2 separate regions of the Homo sapiens genome follow, and region 2 is linked to region 1. The links are chromatin loops, found by intact Hi-C in ENCODE. Cell type or tissue: A673. All regions are shown on one strand. Links, peaks and the distances in the headings refer to the core of each region. The heading gives the core; the rest is flanking DNA. Region 1 holds the start of KRTAP4-6 (keratin associated protein 4-6). Region 2 has its middle 14 kb from the start of KRTAP17-1.

Region 1 (12,007 bases), core at 8,008-12,007:
AAAAGGGAATATAACCCCTGGGAATTGAGATAACTGAAAATTCTGAAGGAGACTATATATAAATGGGTTTAAAAGGTAAACAAAAAATGGAAATCGGGGGGTTGGGGGCAAGGGGAGGGAGAGCATTAGGACAAATACCTAATGCATGTGGGGCTTAAAACCTAGATGATGGGCAGGGTGCAGTGGCTCATGCCTGTAATCCCAGCACTTTGGGAGGCTGAGATGGGCAGATCACGAGGTCAGGAGATCGAGATCATCCTGGCAAACATGGTGAAACCCCGTCTGTACCAAAAATACAAAAATTATCTGGGCATGGCTGTGTGCACCTATAGTCCCAGCCACTTGGGAGGCTGAAGCGGGAGAACTGCTTGAACCCAGGAAGTGGAGGTTGCGGTGAGCTGAGATCGGGCCACTGCACTCCAGCCTGGTGATAGAGCAAGACTCTGTCTCAAAAAAAAAAAAAAAAAAACACCTAGGCGATGGGTTGATGAGTGCAGCAAACCACCATGGCACGTGTATACCTATGTAACAAACCTGCACGTTCTGCACATGTATCTCAGAACTTAAAGTATATTAAATAAAAATTTAAAAATGAAAATCATAATGAAGAAATGGAATATAGAAAATGACTGATTTGGAAAAGAACAATGTAGAATTACCCTTTGTTGGGACCATCCTTCCTATCACTTTCCTTTTACTTGAAGCCTTTCTTTTGTTTTTTGTTTTTGTTTTTATTTTTATTTTTTGAAACAGAGTCTTGCTCTGTCGCCCAGCCTGGAGTGCAGTAGTGCAATCTCAGCTCACTGCAACCTCTGCCTCCTGGGTTCAAGCAATCCTTCCACCTCAGTCTCCTGAGTAGCTGGGATTACAGGCGCCTGCCACCATGCCCAGCTAAGTTTTGTATTTTTACTAGAGATGGGGTTTCTCCATGTTGGTCAGGCTGGTCTCCAACTCCTGACCTCAAAGTGACCCACCCACCTCGGCCTCCCAAACTGCTGGGATTACAGACGTTAGCCACAGCTCCTGGCCTAGTCTTTTTCTTTTGGCAAAGTTTTCTGTTAACCTATTCTCTCATTTCTGTTTTCCTGAAAATAACTTAATTTCATTATCTTTTTTGTTTCTCTGGGCATATAATTCTCTATCGGCAGTGTTTCCCTTCACAAGATGTCTCTTCATCGTCTTCTCACTTCCATTATTTCAGTTGAGTTTTAGGCTTCCTGTTCTTTTTGTAAAAGTGTATGTTGTTTTTTCCCCTGTTGCTTTTACTTATTTTATTATTTTATTATAAAATTATATATATATAATTTAAGGTGTACAATACAATGTTTTGATATACATTGTAAAATGATTACTAAAGGCAAGATAATCAACATATTCATTGCCTCACATAGTTAGTTGCCTTTGTGTGTGTGTGTGTGTGCATGTGTGTGTGTGTGAAAACACTTAACATCTACTCTCTTAGCAAGTTTCAAGCATACAGTACAGTATTATTAACTGTAGTCACCATGCTGTACATTAAATTTTTAGAATTTATTCATTCTACATAACTGGAACCTTGTACCCTTTGACAGATATCTTCTAATTTCCCTCACCTTCCTGCCCCTAATAACCACCATTCTACTCTCTGCTTTTGTGAGTTTCACTTTTTTTAAGGTTCCACATATAAGTGACATCATGCAGTACTTTTCCTTCCGTGTTTGCCTTATTTCACTTAACATAGTATCCTCCAGGCTCATCCATCTTGTCACAAATGGCAGAATTTCCTTTTTTAAAGCTGAATAATATTTCTTTATATGTATGCTTTAACATATATTAATATTATTATATATGATGTGTGTGTGTATGTGTGTGTGTGTGTGTATATATATGTGTGTATATATATATATATATATCTCCATTCATCCTTTAATGGACACATACTGAATCCATATCCTGGCTATTGAGAATAATGTTGCAGTAAACATGAGGTGCAGATAACTCCAGGATACTGATTTTTTACCTTCAGATATATACCTAGAAGTGGAATTGCTAGATTTTATATGGCAGACCTATTGTAATTTTCAAAGAAACTTCCATACTGTTTTCTATAATGGCTGTATCCATTTCTTGTTACGTTTATGATTTTCTTTTTATCTTTGGTTTTCAACAACTTTCCTTGATGTGCCTACATGTTGTTTTTCTTTTTATTCACTCTGCTTGGGTTCAGAGATGTTCTAGAATCTGTGACTGGAGGTCTGTCATCAATTGTCTCAAATTGCCATCCAGTATCTCTTTGTTTATAACTTCTCCATTCTCTCTTCTCTCTTTCTGGGACTCCAATTTACATGTATGTTAGACTTTTCACTATGCTCCAAGTGTGTCTTATGCTATTTTCTCCATTTTAAAACTTTTCTTCTCTCTGCATTCCAATGTGAATATTTTCTACTTCCATTTTGCTGTTCCTCTCTCCTGTCTAATCTTCTGTTAAGCTTATTTATTGAATTCTTAATTTCAGTTTTTGAGTTTTTTGGTTCTAGAATTTTTACTGAACTTTTTAAAAATAGATTCTACTTCTTTAATAAAATTTACATTTTTAATCTATTATTTCAAACATATTAATTGTAAGTATTCTAAAGTCAGTGTTAGTACCTGTATATAGATCATCCTTGGCTCTGTTTCTATTTTCTTTTTTCTTCTTGATTTTGCTCATTTAGTCATTTTTTTCTGGCATACTTGGTAATTTTTTTAATTGAATGCCAGAAATTCAGGAATTATATATGAAAAACTAGAGGCTGGAGGTGATCTTGTCTTTCAGCTGAAGGAATTTAATTTTTTTCTGAGACCATGGTCTCTCAAATACTGCCTGCATAAGTCAACTCCCAATGCTCATAAACAACTGTTTTCTTAGTTTTGTCTAATTGTCAGAGTCATTCCTACTGAGAGGTTGAATCTTCTATCAGTTACTTTGTCACAACTGGAAGTGGAATTCTGTTTTTTAATTTTTTTAATTATACTTTATGTTCTAGGGTACATGTGCACAACGTGCAAGCTTGTTACATAGGTATACATGTGCCATGTTGGTTTGCTGCACCCATCAACTCATCATTTACATTAGGTATTTCTCCTAATACTATCTCTCCCCCAGCCCCCCACCCCCCAACAGGCCCTGGTGTGTGATGTTCCCCACCCTGTGTGTGATGTTCCCTGCCCTGTGTCCAAGTGTTCTCATTGTTCAATTCCTACCTGTGAGTGTCCTTTACTTTTTCAAGTGACCACTCTTTCCTTCATCGGGATTTTGGACCTTGCACTCTGCTAGTTGTTGTCTTACTTCTCTGGTGATTCCTTTCCAGTCTCCTGTGGTTTCTGTTGCTTTGTTTTCAACTTACAAGTGATGGAGTGTCCCACAGCTCAGGGCATAGATGTCTTATTCTCAGACACTTATTCCCTATGACCAGGAAGCCACATTCAGTCCCACGGCATTCAAAGTCCCATTTCATATGCTGAGACCAACTGGAGGTTCATTTAATTTTCACCTACTTTCTCTGACCCATTAGGAGTTGTGTGCTGTAAGTGGTGTGAAGGAATAATGCCCCTACACAGTCTAAATTATTGTTCGTTCATGTAGTAGAACCTATGGAAGTTAAAGATTCATGATTCAATACCACTACATTATTTACTGGACCTTTAACTCCTAGAATATGTATTTAGTACAGAACTTTCTAAATGTTTCTCCTGCTTTTACTAGCTTGAATTGACATAAAATTTATTTTCACCATTTTCCCCCTAGGATGGAGTTTATAGGCCATATTCTGGGTTTAACTAAGAACCAAACTATTCCGTTAGTTGGTTTCTTCTAAGTCCCCATATTTCTCTATGAAAATTCATTTTTGTAGAATTTATTGACCAAGACCATGTGCCCCAAGACCATGCTATTAAATACACACCACAGAAAAGTCATTAAGGTAGGAAAAATACTAAAATTTGAGTATTTTACATTTTCTGCAATTCCCCAACTTCTCAGAAGATTGATTTTCCCTAAAGGTAATTATTTTGTTGTTAATGGATGGAGATGAAATTAAAGCAGCTGAGAGTGTGATAAATTGAATTACACGAGAGATGGATAAACCTTAAAGAGTAGCCTCTGGTTTTACAAGAATGGGATAAAAGAGATAAGGGCAGAACAAGATGACAGGATCGGGGGCCATGGGTGGAGGAGGGAAACGGAAAAATAAAGCAAATAAGAGAGGAGTGAGATTGTAGGGAAAGATACACTTTCAAAAATATTTAAGAAAATTTAGCTGTGGGATATAACCCTTCTCCATATTCATAAAAAAACTTAACTTAAAATCTTTATTTTTTTCAATACTTTTGGAAACATCCATGTATTGCCTTTTTTTTAGGTCATTACATGTTGCAATTTTCTTGAAGGTGAGAGCAAGAATAGGATTCGTTCAGTTGTGTTTTGGGTGGAATTTCTCAGGAACTAAGGACAATCATTACAAAGCAACACAAAAAGAACATTGTATTTCTATGCGACAAAAGTGGAGTTTTATTCAGAAGCAGCAAAAATAAGATACAGAAACATTGCTGTAAAAGGAAATACAGGGTGAAACAATCAGACTTTCAAATCTGAGAGTGAGACAACCTTGCCCCGAGTTACCCTGCAAGAATTTCCATGTTTGGGACAGAAGAACTTGGTATCCATAAATACAAATATAAGGTATAAAATTTGGTAAATTCTATTAATTTCTTTCTGTAAATAATATCTAATTTCACACTTGGGTCAACATGGGGAACATATATTCTAGATGTATAGCCAGGACATATATCCTAGATATATGTCCAGGATATGGAAACACAGTTGGTGGGAATGGCCTCTTCTGAGTTGTTTATGAGATGCACAAGGTCTGCTTCTGTGAGGAGTGAGCTGAAGGGGAGGAGATAGTTTCAGGCAAGGAGCTCAGCAGCAAGAGGAGGCACAGCACAAGGGACGGGGGCAGGTGGAAATGACACAGGTTGGGCGATAGCAAGTGGTGTGGCAGGAGACTCGGCCACAGACTGGACGCAGGCAGCAGCAGGGGCGGCAGCAGCACGGGCGGCAGCAGCTGGATTCACAGCAAGAGGGGCGGCAGCAGCTGGAGATGCAGCAGCTGGGACGGCAGCAGGTTGGCTGGCAGCACACAGACTGGCAGCACTGGGACCTGCAGCACCTGGACACACAGCAGCTGGGGCGACAGCAGCTGGAGATGCTGCAGCTGGGACGGCAGCAAGTGGGCTGGCAGCACACAGACTGGCAGCACTGGGGTCTGCAGCAGCTGGATACACAGCAGCTAGGGCGGCAGCAGGTGGTCCTGCAGCAGGTGGTCTGACAGCAGCTGGGACAGCAGCTGGGACGGCAGCAGGTGGGCTGGCAGCACACAGACTGGCAGCACTGGGGTCTGCAGCAGCTGGACACACAGCAGCTGGGGCGGCAGCAGGTGGTCCTGCAGCAGGTGGTCTGACAGCAGCTGGGGCGGCAGCAGGTCTCCAGGCCACAGCCCTGGTCAGAGCAGACGGAACCACAACAGGAGCTGACCATGGTGTCAGAGGGTAAAGGTTCTGGGTGGGTTTCCAAGAGAGTGAGTTTCGTGAGTTTGGGAGTCTCCTTGCTGCATGTCCCCTTTTATACCCAGCTGAGGAGCCTTTGTGATTATGAGAAGATTGTTTCCTTGTTTTTGTTTATATGACACAAATGCAATTACTAAATTATATTGTGTTTTTCTAGTAAAAAATCCCAATATATAGAAAATGATTATTTCCCTTTTCTCACCCTGGTGTTCCCACATGAGTCACCTCTTGTTTTCCTTTCCTTGGTTTCAGTGTCACATGACTTCAGTCTCTGGGTATCATGTGACATGGGAGGGCCACTGTCACTTGTCTGTTTCTCATCATGATATCGTTTTGGGAGAGCTTCTGATTGGGCTAAGATCTCTAGTGGAGAAATGCATGTGTCAATCAGCTGGAATGCTGACAGGAAAAAAAGAAAATATGCTCCTGTTTTTGAGTGTGAGAAATAAGGAAGCTTATGATTCATTGTATGTATTCTGGGTGGCCATTGAGCTAACTAAATTCCTAGGTCATTGCAAGCTGTGTTAATTCTCATCACTCTGGTGCACCTTGAAACAGTTAGTAGTGACTCACTGTTTCTAAGGAACAAAGCATCATCTGGGCTTGAGCTGCGTCTGTCTTCAAAAGTGTCCTACAGGCTGAAGTAGAGTAATGTGGATCATAGTTTTTGATCTGCCTTTTGAAATATCAAATGTGTAATGGTTATGCTTTATTGACATTTTGTTAAAATCTTTTTCATACATTTTGAGCTAAAACATCTAGCAGGGTTTTTTTTTAGTATCACTTATTTCTAAGATTTTTTAAGAAGCATTGAGAGGAATATAAAAGATATATTCTTTAACTTACAGGTACTTATGTAACTGTGGACCTCAATTTTAAAAATCACCCACTTTCTCTTCCTTTCCTCCCCTCTCACCTCTTCATTCCTTCCCTCTGCACACTCCCTTCTGGCAATACTATCTAATATCTTATCTAATTATATTCTTGCTTAAGAAATTCCAGAGGCTAATCTTGAAACAAACCAGGCACAGAGCCCTGAGGAATCCTCTCACTTAGGGGGAATCTTGAACAATTAATCCACCACCATTGGGCTGAAGTCAAAATAATGCCTCCCAAACCTCTGGACACCCAAGATAGCCATTGGAACAAGACATGCAGACTCAGCACCCTGCACCACCCCTGCATGTCTCCCATGCCAAGTTTCCCTTTCAAAACCCTATGGCAAATTTTAAAATTTAAGATGGCACTTTAGAATGCTAGTTCACTAGCTAAAGGATGTCAGTGAGATATATCTTGGGGTGAAATGTTTTTATTTCCTTCACTTAGCATTCTTCTAGTTATTCATTACCAGTTAGTTCAAATGCCATTTTTCTCCAATATCTTTCTTGGCCTCACACAAAGCAAGGTTATCCTCTGGTTTACTGGCTCTCCAACTAGAACTAACTTTCCTTTCACCAGCCCTTGCCTCTTATGTGTTGGCTTTCCAGCAGCAAGCAGCTGAACCTGGGTCCAGTTACATTTACACAGAAATTGCATTCATAACAAGTTTTTATTTTATTTATTTATGTATTTATTTTTTGAGATGGAGTTTCACTCTTATTGCCCAGGCTGGAGTGCAGTGGCACCATCTCAGCTCACTGCAACCTCTGCTTTCCAGGTTCAAGTAATTCTTCCGCCTCAGCCTCCCAAGTAGCTGGGATTACAGCCATGTGTCACCACGCCCGTCTAATTTTGTATTTTTAGTAGAGATGGGGTTTCACCATGTTGTCCAGGCTGATTTCAAACTCCTGACCTCAGGTGATCCACCCACCTTGGCCTCCCAAAGTGCTGGGATTATAGGAGAGAGCCACTGTGCCCGGCCCATAAAGAGTTTTTAAATAAAATCCTCACATGATCATGGTTCTAAATAAAGGGTCTTCTTTAGTGCCGTGGACATTCAGGGAAAAGCAATTATTCAAGGAAAGAACAAATTACCTTCACAATATTTTCTCTTCCTGGGAATGAAGGGATGTCTCTTGTGAACTTATGTGGGGCCTGAGGAACCTGGAGATCTCTGCCCTAGTGGAGTTTGTATTCTAGAAGGAGCTGATAGACACATGAATTTCCAATGGAGAATGAGATGATAGAGCCCATGTGTAAATAAGGCACCACAGAAGTGCAATGGAGGAAGGATTTTCCTCACTGAAAAATCACTGACTTGAGGCGGATTGATTAGTAGGAGAAAAGGCATACACATTTATCTAACAAGTATACCCAAGAGCCTTCAGAATGAAAACTCAACCCCTCAATAAGGTACAGAAGCTTATACAACATCTTGAGGTCCCAGAAAGAATGAGGGCTCAGAGCATGGCCAAAAACAGGAAACAGGTTTTAGTGGCAAGGCAGGTGTATTGGTCCATTCTCATGCTACTATGAAGAAATACCCAAGACTGGGTAATTTACAAAGGAAAGAGGTTTAATTGACTCACAGTTCACCATGGCTGGGGAAGCCTCAGGAAACTTACAATCATGGCAGAAGGGGAGGCAAACACATCCTTCTTCACATCGTGGGAGCAAGGAGAAGTGCAGAGGAGAAGGAAGATAAGCCCCTTATAAAACCCTTAAATCTCATGAGAACTCACTATCACATGAAGGTAACCGACCCCATGATTAAATTGCCTCCCCCTGTGTCCTTCCCATGACACGTGGGGATTATGAGAACTACAATTCAAGATGAGATTTGGGTGGGGACACAAAGCCTAACCATATCAACAGGTTATGGGAGGGAGAAAGAAAGAGGCTTGGCCAGCAAAGGGGGTCTTGTTATGTGGATGAAATCTCACAGGTAGCAACTCTCAGAGAAAAGAGATGGTAAATGATTTTTTTCAGAACTCTAAGGGTGTCAGACAGTCAGTTATTCTCTTCTAGATCCAGGAAAGGCCTATAATGAGAAGGCCTGACTGCATTAATGGAGATTCTCTACAGATGCAAATTTCCTTCACAAAAGACAGCTTTGCAGGGCCACTTTAGTCTGCTGGTCATGTGGCAGCCATCTTAAAATATGTCAAAAAATATATTTTGGGGTAAAATATTTTTTATTTTCTTAATTTAGCATTCTTCTATTTGTTTTTTACTGTCCAAATGCCATTTTTCTCCAATATCTTTCTTGTTCTCACACAAAGCAAGGTCCTTCCTCCACTGCACATCTGTTGTGCCTTATATATGCACAGCCTCTACCATCTGATTCTCTCTCAGAAATTCATTTGTCTATTGGCACCTTCTAAAATACAAACTCCATTAGGGCATAGACTATGATCTATTCATCTTTATATAACAGAACCTGAAACATATGTTTAATGGATGAAGATTTTGTCAAGGCTTTCAAGGGTCACACTGACCTTTGAGAATACAAACCATTCAAATAGGTGGAGAGAAAGGGGATATAAAAGGAGCACATAATTGAGATTGGGCATGACCCTGGCTTGTGATGGTGAAAGTGATATGCTGAAAGGTCTGTTTTGAGAAGTAATGAGAGAAGTTGGGATTGATAGCATGAGGGAGAAATTGTGGGTACCCTCAAATCCTGGAAGAAATGGTAGGGAGCTATGAAAAGCCTTCAGGAAGGAATGTTAGGTGATATTGTAACCGCCCAGTGGGTTCATTTTTCTTGCTGTTATAATTTTGGCAAAAGTGCTTTCAAAATATATGCTATGCACAATGTATTTTAATTTTTGATCTGCCTTTAGAAATGACAAAACACTCCTGGATTTCTGGGAAGAGATGCCATTAAAAAATTGAAGTGAGGCTGGACGTGGTGGCTCACACCTGTAATCCCAGCACTTTGGGAGGCCGAGGCAGGTGGATCACAAGGTCAGGAGATCAAGACCATCCTGGGTAACATGGTGAAATCCTGTCTCTATTAAAAATACAAAAAAATTAGCTGGGCATGGTGGTGAGCGCCTGTAGTCCCAGCTACTTGGGAGGTTGAAGCAGAAAAATGGCATGAACCTGGGAGGCGGAGCTTGTGGTGAGCAGAGATCATGCCACTGCACCCCAGCCTGGGCAACAGAGTGAGACTCCATCTCAAAAACAAGAGAAAAGAAAAGAAAAGAAAAAAGTTGAAGTAAGACAGTAAAATTTGAACTCTCAGCATCAGGTGATGGCCGTGAGCATAACAAAGATAAATTATTCTCTTTATTATGAAATAATAAATTTATTTATGAAATAACTAAATTCTTTCTTTGAAATAATCAGTAGAGACTTGGAACAAATTGAAAATAGAGGTATAAGAAGGGTTCTTCCTAAAAGTTATAAAAGATATTTCAATTGAACTAATTGTTTACATATTCTATAATTTTCTATATATGTAATTTATACCCCCTACCTACTTAAAGCCAATAATTAAAGTTTTTAAAGGATAAATAAATAAGAAAGGATAAGATGTGCCTAAAAAAGAAGAACTTAAAAAGAATAAGCCATTTAGAGATAAGGAAGAAATATTTACATTAAAAGACTAGAATGGAATCGTTGGCACAATTATGCACTAACTACACTTGTTCTTTTCAGAAACTTAAGCAAAATAAAAACCCAATGTTTTATGGAATTCCTGTCCCTCCCTCCCTTCCTTCCTTCCTTCCTTCCTTCCTTCCTTCCTTCCTTCCTTCCTTCCTTTCTTTCTTTCCTTTCTTTCTTTCCTTCCTTCCTTCCTTCCTTCTTTTTTCTTTCTTTCTTTCTTTTTCTTTCTTCTCTAAATATTGTATACTGAGAATTTTGCTGGATGCTGGAATAACAAAATAACAAACGACATGTTTTGCAATTGTTCTACTGTTTTACATATATTCGCTCAATTACTAGTCCCAACAATCCAGTATGGTAAATTCTATTATAATCCTCCCTTCACAGATGAGAAACTTAAGGCACAGGTGGGATTCAAGCCAGTAAGCAGGGGAAATGTAATTTTATTTCAGCCAGCCCAGCACTGGGTCCATGTTTTTAATCACTATACACACAACCTCTCTGCAAAATCAGATATGAAAGGAATTTTCTCTATCCTCATGTTGCTTTTGATGCAGTAAAATTTATGAATTTTTTTCTTTGACAGCTCCTGGGTATGTGTCATATTTTAAAAGGCCTTTCCAGTTATAAATTTACATAAGCATTATCCCATAATTTCTGTTAACTTCAAGGTTTCATGTTTTATATTTTAAAATATTTTACCTACTAGGAATTTATACAGATAAAAATATGAGGTTTAAATGTTTTATAATCAGATGTGACCAAGGCTCAACATCATTTATTAAATAATACATCTTTCCATTACTGAGTTAAAGTGCCACCTTTTCATATAATAAATTCTTTTGTGTACGTTAGTCTATTTCTGGACTTGATTTTCAATTCACTAATGATTTTTCATGTGCTAGTATCACAGTCATCAATGTATGGTATTAACATGCTTCTAATGGTTATCAAGTTCAAGTCTGCCTTGATAGGTTATGGCAATATGCTAGTGAACTCATATATCTGTGTTGCAAAATTGTATATGTATACTGCGTTCCTTGCCATGAAAATGTGAATTGCACCTGTCTGGGCTCTGAAACTGGCATCGAAAAGAATACACTAGCTGAGTCTGCAGTGGCGTATGAGTCTTACTAGGTTTGTTGAGTTTCCTGTAAAATTCTGACTTAGGTGGTGCAGCTGAAACAATTGGTGGAACCAACTTGTTTAATCACCAAGCTTGTTGATTAACCTCTTCCTTACTCACTGGCCAGATGGGACTGTTATAAGGGAGTTCATGGGAATTAAAACTCTTATTTCAGTTACTTCTTTAATCAAAACAGGCATCTATTGTTGCCTTTCTGGAGTTCTATCTTGCTTAGTTTTACTAGCTAGAAAGGCTTGAGCAATTCCAAAGCTATATATTTAGCATGGGCAAATAGTACTGAGAGACTTTGAAGTGAATGAAACATCAACTAAGTCAATGTTTCATTCACTTAAAATCCATCTCTACTGTGCATTTAGATAAAGCTGATGTGACCACAGAATAATAACTGCAGTCACACTTTCCCATTCATAAATTTATGTCTACCTTGGGTTTCACCACAATGTCTTCCATATCATCTTTGGACCCTTCAGAGCACCATAACTCTCTCCAAAGCCAATGACTGTACTTGAGTGTCTGTGCATACTTATTCTAAGAAGTTTCGCATGCCACCCTTGGGACATTTCACCCAAATTATTGCATAGGCCTTCAGACCCGGGGTACCTGCTCCTTGTTATTGTGAGCCCTGGGTACTGAGCTTTCCCTTGTTGCTTTCCCTGAACTCTAGCTACACCTTTGCAAATAGTCTCTTTATTACGCAGATACACTGTGTCATCTCATTCCTGCTGTGGCCCAGTTCTTGTGGACACAGGAAATTACAAGCCTCATATACTTTAATACTGA
Region 2 (12,007 bases), core at 4,522-8,521, 190 kb after region 1:
CTGACATCTACAAAGGCACTGATCGCCTTGGGATTCTGCAGTGAGTCCTCATCCCTTAAAGCACCAATCTCAGCTCAGGGATGGGTTTTGCCCTTAGAAAGGCCTTTCTGAGGCAAGATGTGTCTACCTGGCTCCAGCCAACCTCCTTTTCAGGGCCAGAACTCCTCCCTGGCACCCCTGCAGGTCCAGCCCATGGTCGTTGTTAGGCCAGAGGTGCGTGGCCCATCTAGGGAGCGTGGTTCATCTAGGGAGCGGGTGGGAATGGAGAGAGGGCTAGGTCAGGCCCCTGGGCTCTCAGCAGTTCTGTCTCCAAGTTAGCACAAGAGGAGGGGGGCAGCCTGAGGGTCTGGCCCTGTCCACTTTCTGAGATCCAAGGGTTGTGGCCACAGGGTGAGGGGATGCTTGGCCCAGCCTGGGGGCAGTTGTCCGGCAGATCTCTGAGGGCCCACCTGCCTGTCTTCTTCCCCATTCCCCATGGGGAAGGGCATGGGGAGAATGAGGGCTGTGGCCCTGGGGGAATGGGGGAGAAGATGGGTAGGGCCATGTTCTGGGCGTCTCACGGTGAGACCAGGGAAGCAGCAGAGCTTGTGGCTAAAGGCCCTGGATCTGGTGCTGGGAAGGAATCTGGGGCCAGGTAGGAGCCCAGCCTGGAGCTGATCCCTCGGGGGTCATAGGATAGAGAAACAGAGGATCCCAGGGAAGGTGGGGTGGGAGTGAGCTTATGGGCTGTGCCACTTCTGAAATGCACCCCAAAGGAGCCGATGGTCTGGTGAGGATGACAGAAGGGGTGGAGCCAAAAACACCAACTCACCTGGGACTCGTCAGCAGAGTCCCAGCAGAGGGAGCCGGTCAGTCCCCAAGGCTCTGCGTGGCTTTCCAGAGACTCTGCTTCCAGTTGGCTTGGACAGCACGGTGTGCAGAAAGTGATGGGGGAGACTGACTTAAGGCAGGCGGGACAGTGGGAGAGGACAGTCAGGCGCCCCAATCCCAGCTGCTGCAGTGTCTGGGAGGAGGCTGAGGGCTGACAGCCAAGGGCTCCAAGAGCCAGGTGAGGCTGGAGGTGGGGCAGGGAAGCCATCCTGGCCATCTGTGGGGTCCTCGGTCACCCATGTCACCCTTGGCATCTCCCCAGCAGCCATCGGCAGCCCAATGAGAGAGCAGACAAGGCAGGCATGTGAACAGATCTGGGGAGTATCACTCGGGGGTTCTGACAGGACAAGGATCAAAGAAGGGCCAGGGTGGCTGGGGAAACATTCACCATCTCTGGGTTGACAGGATGGCAGAAATTGGGGAACAAGCAGGGTGGGTGGCTGGAGTGCAGGGAGAGGCAGGTGGATGCCGGGAGGTCAGACCCTGTGAGGGCTTGGGAATGTCGGGTGGGATGGGCCCTGGATGCACCCTGGGTACACCAGGCAAGTCTCAGGCCAGGATCCCTAAACCTCAGCAGGGTGATGTGGTCACTCCCTGAGGGACTCCTGTCAGGGCCCGGCTACCCACCCTGGGTGGCACCTGTCCCGTCTCGGGCTGATTTTTCTCAGCCACCCTGGCCAGGTGACCTCCACTTTTAGTGAAGGCACCTTCCTGTGTCGCCAACTTATCTGGAGCCTTTAGAATGTCTCTGCTGAGGGCCCCACAGAAGCCCAGGACTGAACGGATACCCCCAGGGCTACACAGGTACCCCCAGGCCCCAAATGAGACGCCTTTTATCTCCATCAACAGAGGACATCTTATCCCCCCGTGGCTGCCCTCTGTGGCCTGGAGCCACACCCTCTGGCTCTGATTCTGTGCAACTGACTGTCCCCTCCGTGAGAGTCCTCCTGCCCTCCTGCTGGCCAGGCTCCAGCTGCCCTTGGTGCCCACAGATGGGTCGATGAAGCCCAGATGGCAGCATCTCCCCTTCCCATGTACCCTGGCCCGACCCCACTTCCAGGAGACGACCACGAAACCCAGCACCCACCCAGTTCTTCCCGCCCTCTGTCATGGCCTCAAAGTCAGCCTTGCCTTCCTAGCACCCGGGCCCAGGAGGCCTCCAGGAGCACCTCCGGCCAGGCTCCAGAGGATGTTCCCATCCCTCTTCCCCAGGGCCAAGGCCGCATGGTGGGGTCACCAGGTGGGAGGGTGGGAGGCCCGGTGTTCATGGGCCTTTGCAGCTGCCCAGCAATTCCAGCCGACAGTTCCACATCTTGGGAACAGGCTCTGATTTCATGATGGGCTGGAGGCTTCTCAGGATTCCACAGCCCAAATGGCACAGGGGTCCAGGGGCTCCAAGACCACCAGGAGCATGTGGTACCCACGTCACACCCCAAGACCATGAGGCACTTGGTGAGTTTATGGTCCCCTCGACTCTTCCCTAGAGGCCCAGCATCCCATGGGGCCAGAGGAGTCGGGGGTGCTGGAGCCCCTCGTGGGGCTGGTGAGAGGCTGAGTCCCAGCCAGGGCCTGACCTGGGACGTGGGGTTCTCCATGTACTGGGAGTTGGGTTTCCTTTCCTGCCCTGGAGGAGACAGAGGCACAGGGACAGGGGCCCAGCTCCTGCAGAGCAGGGCTGAGGGCAGTGTGTCCACTGGGAATGCAGGAAGGGGGAAGGTGTTGTGGGGAGCCCTGGACACCACCCAGTACTCTGCACTTGGGGAAGGGTCTTCAGAGGGCCCTAGAAGAAGGAGGTTTTTAGGGCAGGCTAGGGGGCCCTGAGCACCTCTGTTCCTCCTGTCGGGACACGGAAGGGCTATGTGCTCAAGGTTCCTCATTAGCTTGGCTTCTACAGAGGGTGATCAATGGGATAAGGAGGCACAGGGAGACCGTGGCTCAGGGACCCTCCTTGCCCTGCAGTGCTCTACTTCCCCAGCCCAGGGGTCTGGCTCACCCCCAGCCCACAGGAGGCTCAGGCAGGTCCCTGTAGGACACACAAGCAAGGCCCTCTGCCCAAGAGGGGTCATCCCCCAGCAGAGGCCAGGGCTCAGGCCCAGCCTCATGGATAGACTGACCCAGGACCTAACTTGGGAGGGCTCAGGGAAGCCAGACCCAGCCTCCTGGAGGGGTCAGATGACCCTCATGGGGAGGGTCACTGACTCTGGGGGACTGAAGCCCCAGTGGGCCCAGATCCAGCCACCAGCCTCCAGCCTGGACGAGCCAGGGCCTCCCACACCTGTGTCCCCACAGATCTCTCTCGGGCTCACCCTAAGCCTGTGGAGGGTGTATTTGGTAGAAAGGAACAGGTGTTGATGCCAATGGCACGCACTGCCTTCAAGGTTCAGAGGAGTAAGTCCACGTGTGCCCAGTGGGGCCTGGGAAGCTCTGGGGTCAGACCCCGACTGGCCCAAGGGCAGCTTCCTCACACTGTCCCCATGTTTCTCTGCTCCAGCCCAGAAGAAGGTCTGGCCTGGTGAGCAGGGCAGGGCACAGTGATGCCGAGCCCATCCCGCACGTGACCCAGATGAAAGTCGGGAGTGTGGCAAGCACTTCCCTGCCCAGGCCTCCCCCAAACCACAGCCTCCTGTGCACATCTGCACCCCTGTTGTGGCCACAAAATGATCCGGCACCACCCAGTGGGAGACGACAGAGGTGGCAATGGGGTGTCGGCTCTGACGCCTCCCAGGGAACTTTCCTGGCCTGATCCTCACCCTGTCCCTAGAGCACCTCATGAAGGCTTCCAGGTCTGGCCTGTGGGCGCGTTTTCAGGACCAGTTCCCCCAAACCTGGGCCCTGGACAGTGATGCAGTTCTTAGGCACCTTCAGGCCTCTGTGCTCTGTAAGGAAACTACCAGGAAGCATGGGGACCTGCCACCCCCAGGAAGGCTCCAATACCCAGTCCCCCCACCAAGTCACCTTCTGGGGCAGTCAATAGTGGGGGAGTGCCTGTGACCCCAAACCTGGGCCTTCCTCTTACATCTTTTCTTCCTCCTCTTCCTCCTGGATGCTAAGTAAGTGCAGGAGGCCCACCGGTCCTCAGGGCAGGCGCTCAGTGCGTGTGTACTGGTACTCAGTGCTGTGCACACAGGAGGGGGATGTGGGCAAGACCCTCCAACAAACCCCCTCCCACTTTCCATTGTCCTGCCCTCCCCCTCAAATGGCCCTCAAGGGCATTGGAAGAGCCAGGCCTATTTGGGGGAGCCCCCGCCCCTCCCTGCAAGCACTGACAGACTCAGAGAGCAGCAGAGGACCCTCACTCCTGCACACCCTTCCAAGGGTGCCAGAAAAACAAGTCTCGAGCCAGGGAGACAAGGGAATTGGTGTCCCTGACTCCCAGAGCATTCAGGGAGAGGGCACGGGTGGGACCCCTGGCCCAGAGCCAGAGCCAAGAGTTCAGCCAGCTGTGGGAACAGTCAGTCCCGGCATGGACTGGGCAGCCCAGGAGGGCAGAAAGGGCCCTGTGTCCGGGTCCTCTCACCCACTGTGGAGATAGGTCCCCATGTGAGGTGACAAGGGGGCTGGGTGACAACCAAGGCCCCTCCCACCTGAGTTCTGACTAGGGACTGTATCCCAGGCCCAACAGCCCTGGGATGAGGGTGGTAAGGCAGGAAGCCCCCAGCCAGCCTGAACCCTGGGAGGCAGTCCCAGAAGGCAGTCCCAGGAGCCACCTCCCATGCCCATACAGCTTTCCCACCCCAGGCGGCACACACTCCCTCCCTCTGGGATCAGCAGCCTACAGGCGTGTCCTGTCAGGCCACGGGGGCCACACAGAGACCCTGAGGACTCTAGAGACCCAGGCAGGTGGGGCCTGACCCGGAAAGATCTGCATGGGCTCACTGGAGATGCTGACCATATCTGTTTTCCTTTCAGCCAAACCTAAGCAAGGGTCCTCAGCACCCAGGCCTGAGCTGGCTTCACCGTGTGGCAGGAAGACCCTCTGCAAGGGGAGTAGGCAGGCTCCTCCAGGCCCACAAGCCCACTTCCAGCAGTGCATTTGGTCAGCTTCCCCGCCATGGGTGCCTCTTCCTTTCACACCCTGTCCTGTCTTGGTGGGGCTATCCCAGGGTGTGCCCAGACTGGCCCCAGCTCAGGGAGGACCTCGGGTTTCCTGGAGGTACCTGCAGTGGAACTCCCTGCCTCAGCTCCCAATGGACTCGGACGTGGTGAGCCCTTGGTTTCCCCATTATGATTTCGAACAGGGCTGTTGGGCCCGTGTCCCCTCCAAATGTGTCCTGGACAGCCCTGGGACCATGGGACAGACCTAGCCCAGGAAGCCCATGGGGACCTCGACACCAGGCCCTGCCCAGGCCCATCAGGACTAAGAAGGAGATCAGGAGATACCCCCACTGCAACATGGGCACCTGTATCTGGAAGGAACCAGGGTGGCACCCACCAGCTTCCCCGCAGCCCCAGATACCTTGGAAGATCCCATTCAATGGGGAAGCTGGTCCCATCAAGGCCACAAGAGAGAGACGTGAGCACGGCATCCCTGCAGCCCCAGACAGCCAGCAGTATGGACCTGGGGCACAATACCCAGGCCAAGAGTGGCCTGGCCTAGACCCCAGCCCTGGGAAGAGAGGGGTACCAGGGCTGTGGTGGGCTCCCAGCTGCAGTCAGCATGACCATGCAGGGGACCCTGGCACTGCAGAGCTCTGCATTGTCACAATTCACCTTACAGAACCGGGGAGAGATCTCGAAGCCTTGCAGCCACTGCTGCAGCCACAGCAGGTGCCACCACCACGTGCCTTCCAGCTGCCAGTGCAGGCTCTCCTGACAGCAGGGCACCCTGCAGCCCTCACCTCAGCAGCTCAGACTCTGAAGGTATCTGTTGTTCATGTTCCCAGTGCTCCCACCAAAGAGAATTACTACAGAGAATACTCTTGGTCCTGAGGTGGGCAAAACAGCATGCCCTGTGGATGGAGCCGGCTTCTTTCCCAGCCACCATGCTTGCTGGATGGGCCCGCAGAGCAAGTGGCCATGAGACGGGCATGGGGACGGGAGAGGCTCAGCATCCTGCACATGCCCTTACCAAGGCTCACCAGGCTGACACCACTGCTGAGCGCCTTGTCTGTGGAAAACAGATTCACACCCAACCCCTGGGATGGCACCATTTCCCAGAAGGACCAGCTGGCCACCTACTGGCAGGCTGACCACACTGCGGAAGGGGCTGAGATTGGCTTTCACTGCACTGAGCCACAACGTGGACATGCACTTGCCGGCCCTGCAGTGCACACAGCACTGCTTCCGACCAGGGCACCCCATTCACAGCTAGGGACAAGCAGCAGTACACTCCCGAGGCCCCACAACCCAAACAAGCTTCCCATCCTCGTTTTACTTTTTTGTTAAACTTATGAAAATTTATGAAGAAAGTGCACAGCTCTAAAGACATTAACAGATGGAACACATCAGCCCCCAGATCACAAAGCCAACCCAGCCTCTGCGCCCCCAGCCCTGCAACCAGTGTTCTGACTTCTGACAACACCATGAGCCTGCCTTTTGTACTTTACACTCATGGAAGGATAACCACGTCCATGTTTTAAAATAAATGTTTACTTTTGAAATGATTTTAGATATATAGAAAAACTGAAAAGGCATTATAGTGTACTCCGACACCTTCCGTCCAGCTGCCCCTAATAATGACATTTTGCATTACCATGGCACATTTGTCCAAATTAAGAAATTTAGGCCAGGTGTGGTGGCTCACACCTGTAATCCCAGCAGTTTGAGAGGCCAAGGCAGGAGGTTAAGGTTCATTTGAGTCCTGGAGTTTGAGACCAGCCTGGGCAACATAGGTAGACCCTATCCCTGGAGAAAAGTTAAAAAAAAAAAAAAAAAAAAATAAGGAGCCAGGCATGGTGGCGTGTGCCTATAGTCCCACCTAATCAGGAGGCTGAAGCAGGAGGATCGCTTGAGCCCAAGAGATCCAGGAAGCAGTGAGCTATGATCGCACCACTGCATTCCAGCCTGGGCGACAGAATGAGACTTTCTCTCTTAAAAAAAAAATTAAGGAATTTAACATGGGTGCAATCCTGTTAACTGAATAATAATGTTAACTATTATTTAAGGTTATTAATGCTGTCACTATATTAATATGGTGAAATTCATTCAGATTTCACCTGTTTTTGCTTAACTTCTGGTACCTGTCCCAGGATCCCACCTCGGACTCACCTTCTGTCTTTAGGTCATTCCTCCTTAGCTTCCTTCAGAGGTTGCAACCAAACACACACCTTGGCTGAATGGTAGAGCTGATTGCTCCTGGGCTCCAAACCTCTGCAGCATGTTACCATACTGAGTACCATAGGTAGTGGTAACACAATGATGGCTATTTGTGTATCTAAACACAGAAAAGAATGATAAAAATACAGTATAAATGATAAAAAAAAAAAAAAATTGGTACACCTGGCCAGATGTAGTGGTTCATGCCTATAATCCCAGCACTTTGAGAGACCATGCCGGGAGGATCACTTGAGCCCAGAAGTTCTAGACTAGTCTGGGCAACATAAAAAGACCCCATCTCTTTTTAGATATCAATTTTTAGAGATGGTACACCTGTATAGGGCAGCTCCATTATAACCTTATGGGACCACCATTCTATATGCATTCTGGCACGGACTGAAATGTTGCTATCTGACACATGATTGCATAGGTAAGTAATCTAGAGATGATTTAAAGCATATGGGAAGATGTGCTTAGGTTATATGCAAATACTGTACCATTTTATATCAAGACTGGAGCATCTGTGGATTTTGGTATTTGTGGGAGGTGGTGAAACTGATTCCCGACGTACGCAGAGAGACAACTGTAAACATTTCGGACCCCACAGAAGGCTCAATTGCCTGCCCCCTCACCCTCAGGTAAGCTTTCTAAAGTGTTTGTTTCACTTTACCTGCTCATCCGTGAGCCAGAGGGCTCCATCAACAGCTTGGGCTGTCTCAGAAAGACCTGGATTCAATCCCATTCAGCCACTTAGTAGCTGTGTCACTTTGGGCAAATCATGTAACTTCTCTGAACCTCAGTGTCCTCATCTGTAAATTGGGCCGATGGTGACCCTTACTTTGCAGGCCCCCGTGAGGACTAAGTGAGATGAAAGCTGACACCCCAAGTGACACCACTTCTCCCTTCCTCAGACTCAACAGGAAAACGCCTTCACTGCCCAATGCAAAGGCTATGGGGAGGATGAGAGGCTCCAGGGATCCCCTGTCCCAGGAGCATAAACCCTGGATTTTTGCTTCCAGAAATAACCTTCTCTAGGATCAGGATGGTTCTTAACTCCCCAAAGACTGTGAGCCCACCCTAGGCGGCATCTTCAGCAGTGGGGAAGGGGATGCACAGTGCCAGCCTCACCCTGGCCACTGTCTGCCCTCATGACTCAGAGCCCAGCTAGGTCCCCACGCAGAGCAGTGCAGGAACCTACCTTGGTCCCAGGCTCCAGCCATCCCGGCCACCCCCACCTGCCACCACCCTGTCTCCTCCATCCCTCAGCCCCTGCTTGCCTCGTTCACAGCTCAGTGTCCTGACATCTTAGCTCCTTGCATGTCACCGTCGTCTGTCTCCTCAAGGGGAGTGCAGCACAAGGGCAGGAAACTCGGTCAGTCTGTGGATGTGTCTCTGGTGTCAGGCAGAGATTAAAAGCTCCATATATACTTGCCCAGTGTCTGCGTGCATTCCAAAGCAAGAGACAGCTTTGGAAATGAGAAGAGACCCTCCTGAGGTGAGAGTCCTTAGTTGGCATTTCCCAAGTATTCTCGGCATGCCAGGCACTGAGCTGGACCCATGGACATGTGAGCTCTGGACCCTGTGGGTGCTGTCACTCATGTACAGGTGGGTCCGCCTGGACCTGGTGCAGTCACATAGCTCCCTGATAGCTAAGCTGAAATTGGAACCCGTTCAGTTTGGCTCTTGCTCTGCTCAATGGCTCCCCAGCTGCTCCAAGGGAGAGCTGAAGCCTTGCAGTGGCCTCAGGTCATTGAACCTGGGCCTTCTCTCCCTGAGCTATCTCCTGCTCTCCCCTAGCTCACACCAGGCCAGATGCAGGCTTCCCCTCTGGGCCTCAGGCATGCCAATCATGCTCCTGCCTCAGGGCCTTTGCACAAGCCATTCCCGCTGCCTGGAATGCTCTCTGCCTAGAAAACTGCTTGGCTGACCCATCACCTCCTACAAACCTTGCTCAAACCTTGCTTCATCAATGAGGACAACCCTGGCCATGCATCTAGAAGGGGCCCAGCACAGGGTATGTGCTCAATACACAGATGAAGAAAGAAGGGATGGAGAAGAGGGAGGTGGAGGAAGGGCAGAATGCCCATGGCCATTTTTATTCCAGTGATAACAGGTAGCAATGAATACCTAAGGGCAACGCGGATGGGGCAAAATGAAAGATCACAAAAGGCCAACATGAGCAGGTTGGGAGAGTGCAGCTCTACTCATCTGCCCTGATGCAGATTTGGGGACTCCAGATGTGTCACCTCTGGGCAGCCCCTTCTCGGCCCCCTCCCCACTGAGCTCTTCTTCCACCTCCAAGCCTGGCCCATCCTCCAGGGATCCAGGACAATATAGGAGACAGCTGTTTATCTCCCAGAACACTGGGAAAGGCTGTGGGTGGGTAAGATGCTCAGCGGCCCTTGAAACTCATCTCAGTTTTGCTCCAAATGTGCAGCCCTGCCACTCCTGTGAACAGGAAGAGCACTGGAATGAGAATCAAGACACTGGGCCCTATTCCTCTTGACATCTGAATATCTTCCCCATCCCAGCATTTCCCAGGGGCCTGGGAGAGGGACAGTTGTCTCATGTATTGTCCTGCTTTGTCTGTGTATTGAGCACATACTCTGTGCTGGATGCCTTCTAGATGCGTGGCCGGGGTTGTAGTCCTCATTGACGAGGCAAGGTTCGAGCAATGTTTGCAGGAGGTGGTGGGTCACCCAAGCAGATATCTTGGCAGAGAGCATTCCAGGCAGTGGGAATGGCTCATGCAAAGGCCCTGAGGCAGGAGCATGACCGGCATGCCTGAGGCCCAGAGGGGAAGCCTGCATCTGTCCTGGTGTGAGCAGAGGCAAGCAGCAGAGAGCTCAGGGACAGAAGTCCCAGGTTCAATGGCTGAGGCTGTTGCAAGGCTCTAGCTGTCACTCAGAGCAGCCAGGGAGCCAGCAGAGGGTCCTAGCCAGAAGTGGGTTCAGCTGCGGCTCAGGTGTTAACAGGCCACACCACACCAGCAGGGAGGAGAGGGGGGCCAGCTGGCTGGTCCAGGTAAGTAATGAAGGGTGCTCAAACTAGGTGGGAGAAGGCAGATGGTGAGTAGAGTCACCTCAGGATCATTGTGAGGATGTCACCTACATGATTTGCTCATGGACTTAATGGGGATGGGGTCTGGAGGGAAAAGGAGAGACCAGTCCACAGGCCCCATGAGCCATATAGAAGCCAGACTGAATGGGTTTTAATTTCAACTCAGCTAGCAGGGAGCTATGTGACTGCACAGGAGCCGATGCAAACTGGACAGACAGGGACATCCTCCCTGGACTACTGTCCCACTCATCCATCCATTCATCCATTGGCCCACCTCTAGTACTGTCCCAACTACAGCCCTAGCAAGCGGAGACAACAAAAAGACCAGTTTTCCAGCTTTGTGGTCTTGGAAGAAGTTGCTACCAGTATGAGGAGAGACAATCAGTTTCCTCCAGGATCCAGAGAGCATATCAGCCAGCCTGAGGGTCAGGAAAGGAGGTCGGCCTCTCCACCAGCTAGACAGGCCTGCAGTAGGATGGGGCTGGGGCTGGCCATGCAGATCACTTGGGCCTCATGAGGGGAAAAGAAAGACCAGGGGGCAGAGGAGGAGCATGGGGGCAGCTGGTGGCCTCAGAAGAAGGCACCTCAGAGAAGGGGTCTGTCTTAGTTTGTTTTGTTTTCACACTGCTATGAAGAAATACCTGAGACTGGGTAATTTATCAAGGAAAGAGGTTGAATTGACTCACAGTTCAGAAAGCTTGCAATCATGGTGGAAGGCGAAGGGGAAGCGGGCATCTTCTTCACAAGGCAGCAGGAGGGAGTGAGAAAACGAGGAAGTGCCATGCTTTAAAACCATCTGCTCTCCTGAGAACTCACTCACTATCAGGGGAACAGCATGGGGGAACCCAGCCCCCTATAATACAATCACCTCCCATGAGGTTCCTCCCTTGACACATGGGGATTACAGCTCAAAATGAGATTTGGGTGGGGACACAGAGCCAAACCTATCAGTGTCTCACGTCTTGCAGCTCCCCTGGGGCTAAAGCTGAATGCAGATCTGCTGACCCTGATCTACAGCTTGCGGAAGCTCTGCCTGTGTGCCCCCATCTGCTGCTTCCTAGGGTTGGGGCCTGCTTCCTCAAAAGGAGAGTGGATCTGTTCTCCTGCCAGCCCCCCACAGGGCCTTGTGGAGCCCTGGCCATGTCCTCCCAAGGTGAGGTCATAAAACTGGGCTCCTTGCCCTTCTTGTTGCTTGGGTGACAAGCCTCGGGTCATCCCTAGGTCCTGTCACTGCTCCTGCTTCTAAAAGGAGAGCATTTTGCCAAATCTTCCTGGGAGAGGCTGGGGGCTCATCCCTGTTATTTGTTCTAGCTTGGTAAAATGAGGTTAAGACATCTAGGCAAGCAGACAATAGAGGGGCACCCAGGAAGGGTGGGTGGCGGGTGCTGGCATTTGGGCTTGCCTGGACCTTGTGGGGAGGGGGAAAGGTTACCAGGAGGCAGCACTGTCAGTCAGGGCTAAAGTCAGGAAGTGGGGGGAGTGGGGGCAGAGTGTGGCTGGCTTGCGGGGGGGCATAAGTGAGAGCCAAGATTTGTCAGCATGCAGTGGGTGTGGCTGACACCTGGCCTAGGGGCTGTGGAGCCCAGTGGTTGCTCTTAGTTCCTGGATCCAGGGAGATTTCTGGAGCCTGTGCCTGGGGCTTTCTAGGGGTGAAGATGGTGAGGGGCAGGGAAAGGGTGGCAGAGGAGGCCTTGCATGGCAGGGTGCAGGGCAGGATGCTGGGCAGGGACCAGATTGCAGTGGCTGCTCTCATCCCCACCACTACCCCTACCTCTACCCCAACCCTGGAGCAGGGTGGGGCCTTGGCAGGTGTCCTCTGTTT

Evidence for each region. A loop is a pair of places that touch in the nucleus more often than their neighbours do. Peaks named below come from ENCODE experiments on the same cell type or tissue, not always from the same donor. Only the 100,000 strongest peaks of a DNase experiment are listed, where the experiment ranks them.
Region 2: a loop joins it to region 1, with 6 times the contacts of the local background. A loop is called at or near these places in 2 of 110 quality-filtered maps.

The regions. Positions count from the first base shown.
Region 1 is chr17:41,134,931-41,146,937 of GRCh38, forward strand. KRTAP4-6 (keratin associated protein 4-6) reads right to left here and starts at 5,614. Exons shown (of 1, transcript NM_030976.2): 1 at 4,503-5,614. The coding sequence starts at 5,557. The coding sequence ends at 4,940. RefSeq lists an enhancer at 4,746-5,258 and a silencer at 9,350-9,452. In A673, for the core only: no CTCF peak of the experiment used is centred there; DNase peaks (open chromatin) are centred at 10,121 and 10,441; H3K27ac peaks cover 2,966 bases.
Region 2 is chr17:41,323,471-41,335,477 of GRCh38, forward strand. It overlaps the pseudogene TBC1D3P7. Among named protein-coding and RNA genes, the nearest start is that of KRTAP17-1, 14 kb to the left of the region's middle. RefSeq lists an enhancer at 6,071-6,640. In A673, for the core only: a CTCF peak has its summit at 6,053 (motif pointing left); a DNase peak (open chromatin) is centred at 6,021.